Linked DNA regions of Homo sapiens: region 2 is linked to region 1. A link is an interaction called in ENCODE POLR2A ChIA-PET data of the cell type or tissue named here. Cell type or tissue: OCI-LY7. All regions are shown on one strand. Each heading gives the region's core, and the rest is flanking DNA. Links, peaks and the distances in the headings are about the cores only.

Region 1 (5,382 bases), core at 113-5,112:
GAGGATAAAAGCCATGCTGGGGACTCCCTTGGCTCCTCCCAACCTGCATACCTGTGTGCACAGACTTGTCACACCCACCCCCCAACACGATGTATTTTCTTCCTGCATCAGAGAGCACAACACTTCTCATGTGCTGGCTTTCAACCCTCACCTACCTCTTTGAGAGCACGGCATCGTCACTCCCACACTACCAGGCTGTGCCCCCTCTTCTGGGGCTCCTCACCTGCAAATGCTGAATAACCCAAGTCTCTCTCATCTTTAAAAAACAACCACCCACCCCCAGACCTCCAACTCTCCTGAAAAGTGACTCAGCAGTAAGTGTCAAGAGTCCTATAAGTGCCCATATCTTTGGTTTCAGTAATTCTGCTTTTAAAATCTGTCTTTGACCAGGTATAGTGGCTCATGCTTGTAATCACAACACTTTGTGAGTCCGAGGTGGGAAGATCACTTGAGCCCAGGAGTTCAAGACCAGCTTGGGCAACATAGGGAGACTGCATCTCTACCAAAAAATAATAATAATTAAAAAATAAATAAAATATTTCTTAAGAATGTGCCCTAAAATGCAGACAAATATTGAGGCATTAGATGTTTACTACAGTTCTTTATATTAGCATACAAAAACAATAAAACTAACAATGCCTAAAGATCCAATAATAGAGTTTAAATGATATTTACTAAATAGTTTCAACAAAGTAAGAATGCTTATGATACAATGTTGTTTAAAAAAGATGGCCAGGTGCGCTTAGACCTGTAATGCCAGCACTTTGGGAGGCCGAGGCGGGCAGATCACCTGAGGTCAGGAGTTCAAGATCAGCCTGGCCAACATGGCAAATCTCCATCTCTACTAAAAATACAAAAAATTAGCCGGGCGTGGTGGTGGACGCCTGTAATCCCAGCCACTCGGGAGGCTGAGACAGGAGAATTGCTTGAACCCAGGAGGTGGAGGCTGCAGTGAGCCAAGATCACACCATTGCACTCCAGCCTGGGCAATAAGACCGAAACTCCATCTCAAAAAATAAAAACAAAAATAAAAAGATTATATTGTGTGTGTAGTATAAGAAAAATGTAAAACTATTCTTGCAAAAAAAGATTACATGAAAGAAATACACTAAATTGTTATAGTGGTTATCTTACAACAGTGGAATTATAAATGTTATTTTCTTCTTTGTACTTGTCTGGATTTTCCAAAATTCATATGTATGATTCTATAATTAGAAAAAAATGCTTAATAAAAAGAATATCAGTGAGTTCAATAAAAATCCATCAACATTCTATCTGAAGGTCTAATACTAAGTAAATGCCAAAGTTCTTTCAACAAATAAAACTTTAGCTCAAAGAGATGGCACATTACTCAGGTGACCCTGCAGTAATGGCAAAAAGAATGGCAGACTGTGTGGCTGCCAGTGGCTGTGGCAGTGTGTTGGGGAGGGATGAATAGGTGGAGGACAGAGGATTTTAGGGGAGTGCAAATAGTCAGTATGATACTATAATGGTGGATCCGTGTCATTATAAATTTGTCCAAACTGATAGAATGTCCAACACCAACAATGAATTCTACATGTAACAAACTCACACCTGTACTCCCTGAATCTAAAATATAGTTGAAATTACAAAACAAAAAATAAATTAATTACAGAGAGGAGTCAGTATAGGCTCATCAGTTGCAGCAGGTGTACTACTCTGGTAGGGGACGTTGATAATGGGAGAGACTCTACATGTGTTGGGGCAGGAGGTATATGAGAGATCTCATACCTTCCACTCAATTTTGTTGTGAACTTAACACTGCTCTAAAAAAATTAAGTCTTAAGAAATGTAAGAACTGTGTAACCGAAGTATCTCCTAGCTACACAACTAAGATGACAATTACATATGCATAGCGAAAACAATCATAGGTAAGGATCATTACAAAATGATCATCGTTGCCTTGTTAAGATGGAGGAGCCCTAATAACTATTTTTCTTTAATTTCAAAGCAATGTCATTTCATTCTGGCAATAAACTGAAGAAAGTGAAAGGGCAAGAAAGTGCGAACCTACAGTTTAGGTTTCATTCACATTAACTAGAGCATTGTTTTTACAGCAGGTGCGATCCAGTGGGTTATAAAACAAACTTAGTAGATCGTAATCAACATAATAAAACAATCCAGGGATGGTGACTCCTGCATGTAACCCCAGCACTTTGGGAAGCTGAGACAGGAAGATTGCTTGAGGCCAGGAATTCAAGACTAGCCTGGGCAACATAGTGAGACCGTGTGTCTCTACAAAAAAAAAGTTATTAAATTAAAAAAAAAAGAAGAAGGAGAAGGTCAGGTGTGGTGGCTCACACTTTGGGAGGCCAAGGTGAGCAGATCGCTTGAGCTCAAGAGTTCAAAACCAGTCTGGGCAACATGGTGAAACCCCATAATCTCTAAAAAAGATACAAAAATTAGCCAGGCATGGTGGCACACAATTGCAGTCCCAACTACTTGGGGGACTAAGGCAGGAGGATCACTTGAACCCAGGAGGTGGAGGCTGCAGTGAGCTGAGATCATGCCACTGCCCTCCAGCCTGGGTGACAAAGTGAGACCCTGTCTCAAAAAAACAAAAAAAAAAGAAGTGATATGGTTTGGATCTGTGTCCCCACTAAACTCGTGTCAAATTGTAATCCCCAGTGTTGGAGATGGGGCCTAGTAGGAGGTGACTGGATCATCAGGGTCTGGAGTTCTCATGAATGAGTTAGCGCCATCTCCTTGATGCTGTTCTCATGAGAGTCAGTGAGTGAGTTATTGTGAGATCTGGTTGTTTAAAACTGTGTGGCAGCTGCCCCCTCTCTCTTCTTCCTGCTTCAGCCATGTGAGGTACTGCTTCCCCTTCGCCTTCAACCATGATTGTAAGTTTCCTGAGGCCTCCCCAGAAGCAGAAGCCACTATGCTTTCTATACAGCCTTCAGAACCATGGGCCAATTAAACCTGTTTTCTTTATAAATTACCCAGTCTCGGGTATTTCTTTACAGCAATGCAAGAATGGATGAATACAAGAAGAAATATTTATAGACATCTGCAACACTCCTGGGTCTCAACCCTTCAGAGTGTGCAAAGCCATATGTCTTCATTTAAGAGAGAAAGGTGTTCTTGAGTTAAGAAGGTTGACAGAAATCTTCAAACAAACTTTGGAAGACAGAGACAGAAATGAGATGAAAGATTTAGCAAAATAGGGGAATTTGTCACTGAAAGGGTGAATTCCCAAGAGAAACCAGATAGGTCTCCCCATAGAATGCCTGAGAGCAATACTTGGGGGCACCATGTCCCTAGAAGACAAGGGATAAGGCAGAGTTCTGAAAGCAGGGAGAGTGGTTGAAAGTCTCCCTATCGAGTAACTGACATGTGCCACATGCAGATTTCTAGAGACTACAGCTAAGTGAAAACGCACATGCATATGCAACACACACACACACACAAACTACACCATACGATAAGTTTCCAATTGCTTCATCCAAGGGTACAGAAATTTAGGAACTCCATGCAGTTGGAGAACCTCTTAGCACAGCTTGCTCCGGCCCCCAGAGTCAGTAACCTCCCAAGCAGGGGCTGCTGACACTGTCCACACAAAGCAGGGTATTACCTAATCTGAGAAGCTCCAATGTAAATGCCACAGTTCTTTTTTTTGGGATGGGGTCTCACTCTGTCATCCAGGCTGGAGCGCAGTGGTGTGATCTCGGCTCGCCCAGGTTCAAGTGATCCTCATGCTGTGCCTCAGCCTCCTGAGTAGCTGGGATTATAGACATGTGCCACCATGCCTGGCTCATTTTTGTATTTTTAGTAGAGATAGAGTTTCACCATGTTGGCCAGGCTGGTCCCAAACTCCTGACCTCAAGTGATCCACCCACCTGGGCTTCCCAAAGTGCTGGGATTACAGGCATGAGCCACTGCGCCAGGCTGGACTGCCACAGTTCTTATATACTTAAGGCTTACATCACCACTCAGAGGACTTACATCATTTTCGCCCTTAAGAAGAGATATTTGGCCGGGCGTGGTGGCTCACGCCTGTAATCCCAGCACTCTGGGAGACCGAGGCGGGCACATCACCTGAGGTCAGGAATTCAAGACCAGTCTGGCCAACATGGTGACACCCTGACTCTACTAAAACTACAAAAATTAGCTGGGGCTGGGCGCGGTGGCTCACGCCTGTAATCCCAGCACTTTGGGAGGCTGAGGTGGGTGGATCACAAGTTCAGGAGATCGAGACCATCCTGGCTAACATGGTGAAACCCTGTCTCTACTAAAAATACAAAAAAAAAAAAAAAAATTAGCTGGGCGTGGTGGCACATGCCTGTAATCCCAGCTACTTGGGAGGCTGAGGCAGGAGAACTGCTTGAACCTGGGAGGCAGAGGTTGCAGTGAGCCAAGATTGTGCCACTGCACTCCAGCCTGGGTGACAGAGCAAGACTCTGTCTAAAAAAAAAAAAAAAAAAAGAAGAAGAAGAAGAAGAGATATTTGCAGATGCCTGCCACCCTCCTGGATCCTAAACCTAATTCAGAGCCTGAAAAGCTATGTATGTAAGGTTTCTGAACTTCCATCTCTAGCTTTGTCATACAGAAAAACCCATCTCTTAATTCAAGAGACTGAATGATTCTTCCCTGAAGACACTAAATGACAGAGAAAAGACCTTTAGGTACTAACAATGAAGCCTCCAGTCAACCTGTCTATGCCCTCAGAACTGCCTGTCAGCATTTTAAGCACCCTGCTTCTAACTATGAGTAGAGGACAAGAGTCCCAGGCATTTGAAAATAGCCTGTGCCAAGAAAGAGACAGAAAAGAACAAATAGGAAAAAAAAAACACTGGATACAGTAACAAATCACAGAGCTGAACAAATTGCTACACACACATACACACATACACACACACAGAGTATACTCAGAGATGGTTAAAAGATGAAGTTCCTATGTCAATAAAACAAATAACAGAGTTTCCTTTTTAAAAAAGAGATAAGAAAAAGTTCTTAAAAGTTAAAAACTATGATAACCAAAATAAAATCAAAGGAATCTCCAATAAACTGGACCCCCCCCAAAAAAATAGATGTAAGCTGGGCGCAGTGGAATGCTTGTAGTCCCAGCTACTCCAGAGGCTGAAGCAGGAGGATCACTTGAGCCCAGGAGTTCAAGGCCAGCCTTATAGCAAGATCCCATCCTTCAAAAATAATTTTTAATAGATGGAAAATTAATGGAAAATATAAAACTATAGAGGGAGTGCTGGGTGTGGTGACTCATGCCTACAATCCTGGCACTTTGGGAGGCCAAGGTGGGTGGATCACTCAAGACCAGGAGTTCAAGGCCAGCCTGGGTCAACATGACAAAACCCTGTCTCAAAAAAAAAAAAAAAAAGCCAGGCGTGGTGGCACATGCCT
Region 2 (5,382 bases), core at 218-5,217, 54 kb before region 1:
GATGCTACAACTGGATTCACCATCTGAGTAAGTTTATGAAAATCCACAGGCATTTTCTAACATCTGGCTTTCTTTTGCACAAGGCAAAGTAAATGTGAATATGACAAATGTCACCACCCCTGCATCTTACAAGTCTTCCAAAAGGACCTTGAGGTCCTTTTGGAAAAAGGCTTAGAGGAATACTTAGAGTATATACTTGTAACTGTGTGATGTGTGTGTGTGTGTGTTCAAATCAAACAATAATTCTATCTTATGAGAATCTACTATATATGGGGCATTGAGTAAAAAAAGAAAAGATCATGAGACAAGGAAGCTGCCCTCGAGTGATTTTTTGCTGGGAGTGATTGACAAGTAGAAGTAAGTGCAGACAGATAAATTGTAACACAATCATCAAGTGGCGTAATACAGTACAAAATTAAGTGGCAAGGAGCATTTTATATAGGAATGGCACAGGCCGGGCACAGTGGCTTAGGCCTGTAATCCCAGCACTATGGGAGGCTGAGGAGGTCGGATCACCTGAGGTCAGGAGTTCGAGACTAGCCTGACCAACATGGAGAAACCCTGTCTCTACTAAAAATATAAAAACTTAGCTGAGCATGGTGGCACATGCCTGTAATCCCAGCTACTCGGGAGGCTGAGGCAGGAGAATCTCTTGAACATGGGAGGCAGAGGTTGCGGTGAGCCACGATCGCACCATTGTACTCCCGCCTGGGCGACAAGAGCGAAACTCCGTCTCGGGAAAAAAAAAAAAAAAGAGTGGCACAGATTACATCTTAACACCATGAGTTTGAGCCTTCTCCCAAAGTTGGACAAAAGCTTTAAACTCCTCAAAGGCAGCCCAGTCTTGCTTTTACTACTTTGCCCTTTAGAATAGGGACTGACTTCAGTACCGACCTCAGACGAGAAGTTCACTGTCTGGTGATCTCATTACTGTCACAGATGCTGTTTCCACTCTTCTAATGAGGCTTCATTTAAACAAGAAATGGGCCTTCATTTGTTTAATGAGGCCCATTTAAACAAGAAGAAGGAGAAGGAAGAGAGGAAGAGGAAAGAAAAGAAGAAAGAAAATAAAGAGAAGGCTGAAAACAACAACAACAAAAAAACTCTGCTTTAAATGTCCTCTGCACTGGGAGTCACAAGTGAGGGTGTTTTTTAACCTTAGGTAAAGATACCTTTAATAAAAGGTTCCTTGTTCCTGGTTCACCCAGATAAAAGCAGATCAAAAAAGCCAGTACAAGAGGGACAGGCCAAAATGAAAGCTTGTTAGAAAATATGAGATAAATTTTTGGCCATGTCTTCTATAAATTGCCTGGGGCTCTCGACACTATATTTAGCCTCCTGAATTCAAGTCTATGCCCTAAATACAGTAACTAAGAGGAGGAGCCTGATGTAACTGACATACAGGCTGCTGAGTATCTTTGAAGGGTATAATTCACACATCAATACCAGTCATTCCCATTTTTCTGCGTCACTCACTCTCCAGGGACAATTTTAAATCATCTGTGGGTAGACAGTTCAGCCAACTAAAATTTAAAATGTTCATAAAATAGCTCCTGTACAAATAAAACCAATGCCCATAAGGACATCTTATTCTCCTTTTTGGGCCTCTTTCTCTCTATTTGCTTCCTCCTTTAGCACATAGTAATAGTCATTCATCCCAGAATGGGCTCACCAGATCCTGATTACGTACTCATACCTTCAGAAAATGTTTAGTGACCATTGCCATGCACCAGGCCTTTATGCCAAGCTCTAGGGATACAATGATAATCAACATAGAGCTCCTGATCTCAAGAAAATCATAGTCTAGAGGAGAATACAGATAAATAAGCAGTCAATATTAAAGAGCTGAGATAGGAAAGCACTAGAATAGTAGGGAAGCACCTAACCATTAAGTGCTGGTAGGCAGGTGTATTAGTCTGTTCTCACGCTGCTAATTAAGACATATCAAAGACTGGGTAATTTATAAAGGAAAGAGGTTTAATGGACTCACAGTTCCACATGGCTGTGGAACTTCTGCCACGTCTCACAATCATGGCAGAAGGCAAATGAGGAGCAAAATCACATCCTCAATCACATCATGGCAGCAGACAAGACAGCCTGTGCAGGGGAACTGCCCTTTATAAAACCATCAGATCTCCTGAGACTTATTCACTATCATGAGAACAGCACAGGAAAGACCCGCCCCCAAGATTCTATTACCTCCCACCGGGTCCCTCCCATGACATGTGGAGATCAGGGGAGCTACAATGCAAGATGAGACTTGGATGGGGACAGAGCCAAACCATATCAGCAGGAATCAGGGAAGGCCTCCTGAAGATAAAAAGAATTTAATGTCAGCGTTTTATTCAACAAATATTTCCTGAGCACCTACTTTGCATAAGCACTGTTACAGACCCTAAGGAGACAGTAATGAATAAGACAAGATCCCTGCCCTAGAAGAGCTTATTGAAAGAGACTGACAAAAAAGGAACAATAATTATATAATATAGCTTTAGGTAGTGATAACTGCCAAAAGCAACTAAAGCAAAGCAAGAAAGTAAAGAAAGATAAAGAACATAAAATAAAATACAGTGCATTTTATTTAAAAGTTTAAAACTAAAGAAATAGAAAATGATGAAACAGTCAGGAACAGTCACTTTCAGTGGGAGGCATTCAAGCATAAAATGGAGTCAAACAAGGAAGTCAACCATTGGCTCTTTTTCTTTTAATTTTTAGAAATGGGATCTTGCTATGTTGCCCAGCCTGGTCTCAAACTCCTGGGCTCAAGAAATCTTCCCACCTCAGCCTCCCAAAGTGCTAGGATTATAGGCGTGAACCAGCAAGCCTGGCCAATCATTAGCTCTTTATTGCCAAATGGTGTCTGTAACAAGCCATCCAGAAGCCTCTGTGAGGTACAACACTGAGCTCGTACTGCCCACACGTTTAGGGAGCTTGGCTGGGTGGCTCTGCTGATCTTGGCTGATCTTGGCTGGGCTCACACACAAGTTATTGACGGAAACCAATGAAGCTAGAGCAAGACCGACACAGGGGAGAACAACTTGAGGCTAGAGAGGGTGGCAGGAGCTAGATTAACATAGGGAATGGTAAAGAATTGGAATGTGAGTTAAGGTGTGATGGGAAGCTTTTGGAGATTTTTGAGAAAGGAAGAGGCATGATGTGATTATTGTTTGAAAAAGATCACCTTTTTAACAACAGGATAGGTCATAGTCAAGAGTGGAAGTGACGAGCTAAGGGACCTTTATTATTACAAAGGCAATATTTTGGCAATAAATGTTGGTGGCTTAGACTAGAGTAGCAAAGGCAGAGGTGACGGAAATGTCAGTTTTTTATTTTTTATTTTTATTTTTTTTGAGATGGAGTCTTGCTCTGTCACTCAGGCAGGAGTGCAATGGCACGATCTTGGCTCACTGCAACCTCTGCTTCCTGGGTTCAAGCAATTCTCCTGTCTCAGCGTCCTGAGTAGCTGGGACTACAGGTGCCCACCACTATGTCTGGCTAATTTTTATATTTTTAGTAGAGACAGGATTTCACCATATTGGTCAGGCTGGTCTCAAACTCCTGACCTCAGGTGATCCACCCGTCTCAGTTTCCCAAAGTGCTGGAATTACAGGCTTGAGCCACTGGGCCCAGCCAGAAATAGTCAGATTTTTAAAAAATAGTTTGAAGATACATCCAGCAGATCCTAAAGGTGGACTGCAGGTGGGTCAGTAAGGGAGAGGATAATCCAGCCCCAGAAGTGGATTCTGTAGGCTGGACTTGCCAGGCACCCCTACAACAACATATAGTAGATTTCCTTGGTTGCCACCAGAGAGTTGCCCAGAGAAGTGACATTGCCCTGTTCTGCCACTCTGACAGCTGTCACCAGCAGATTCAATATAAGATGGCCTATTCTTCACCCCTGGCTGCCAGTGGGGCCCAAAAAGATGTGAGCAGGCTCAAGGGTTGGCAGTCTTGGGCTTGAATCCAGTCCCTCCCAGCTACCAGCAGTGTGGGCTTTGCAAAGCTTCACCTCACTGAGTCCCAGCCTCCTCTTTAAAGTAGGAGTAATACAATCTACAATACAATAAAGTAGGGGTAATACAATCTACTTCGCAGGTCCATTGCGAGGACTAAGTTGAAAAACTCTATAGACAAGCACCTACCAGGATGCCTATACTCTCCCACATTGGATACCACCATTAAGTGAATGAAGGCAGCCATCTCCAGGAATCAGTAGTTCTGTGAGCTGTTTAATAAGTACTTGCTGGAAAAATATTTCTGGCACTCAAATACAATTATGAAATGCCAAGTTCAAAGGTCTCTTTACAATAGGAGTTTCCAGAATCTGCAATGGGCTAAAGATGTGCTGTGATTCTCCATGAGAAAGAAGAAAGTATGCAAATTTGCTGAATGTTTCTCAGGTATTTTCATAGGACCCTTATTTTCTTAAATATCTCCTGAGATGACTTGGACATTTCACATCTTGGAAAATAGTGGTGTTAAAGCTTTGTGGGTTTTTTTTTTTTTAAGACAGGGTCTCACTCTGTCATCCAGGCTGGAGTGCAGTAGCATGATCTTGGCTCACTGCAATCTCCACCTCCTGGGTTCAAGTGATTCTCCTGCCTCAGCCTCCCAAGTATCTGGGATTACAGGTGCCCATCACCATGTTCAGCTAATTTTTTGTATTTTTAGTAGAGACAGGGTTTCACCATGTTGGCCAGGCTAGTCTTGAACTCTTGACCTCAAGTGATCTGCCTGCCTCAGCCTCCCAAAGTGCTGGGATTATAGGCATGAGCCACCACTCCCGGTCAGTATAAAAGCTTTGTATTTCAAGCCCCAAGTGTTTAGCAGAAATAGCCATTGGGCCACTTGCCCTCTCTGAAGGGAAGTGCATGTAACAGGATCCAGTCCCCACCTTCAGAGCTGCCAGGAGTGGCAGTTCAGAAAAGTGGAATCTGAGGCCAAGTCTAAGGGGTCAAATTTCAGGCAAAAATGCTTGAGCAACATGGAACTGAGAAAAGAAGGCAAGCAGGGAGTCTGGCGTTGGAGGCCAGAGAGCAGAGGTGGGAAACCAGAATCCCAAATGTAGAAACAGCACAACAAAAGAGAAGAGGGAGAATGGAAAGGATGGTTGAACAGAGGCCAATAAAAAAGGAAGGAAGTTCAATCTTAGTTCAAAGCAAATATTGTGACTGTGGGAACGTGGCCCTCTTCCTCCTATCCTTGGCGTGTTCTATCTGGGCTAGGGGCAGGGCCTGAAGAGGCAAGTTCTGATTAGATAATTGAGATGTTTGCATGGACTTGCCAACTGGACAGAAATGGGTTCGTGCCAGGGGTATCTCTTTTGGAGCACCAAACATGTGGAGGCCCCAGGGAGAGGCTAGGGGAGGTAGGATCCAAGCA

Evidence for each region. ChIA-PET counts read pairs that join two places held together with the same protein. Peaks named below come from ENCODE experiments on the same cell type or tissue, not always from the same donor. Only the 100,000 strongest peaks of a DNase experiment are listed, where the experiment ranks them.
Region 2: POLR2A ChIA-PET joins it to region 1 with 6 read pairs; 7 of 35 experiments call an interaction of 5 or more read pairs at or near these places.

The regions. Positions count from the first base shown.
Region 1 is chr2:223,784,333-223,789,714 of GRCh38, forward strand. All of the region lies in intron 1 of AP1S3 (adaptor related protein complex 1 subunit sigma 3), which reads right to left. Among named protein-coding and RNA genes, the nearest start is that of AP1S3, 51 kb to the right of the region's middle. In OCI-LY7, for the core only: no CTCF peak of the experiment used is centred there; DNase peaks (open chromatin) are centred at 2,809 and 3,199; H3K27ac peaks cover 883 bases.
Region 2 is chr2:223,730,266-223,735,647 of GRCh38, forward strand. No RefSeq gene overlaps it. Among named protein-coding and RNA genes, the nearest start is that of AP1S3, 100 kb to the right of the region's middle. In OCI-LY7, for the core only: no CTCF peak of the experiment used is centred there; no DNase peak of the experiment used is centred there.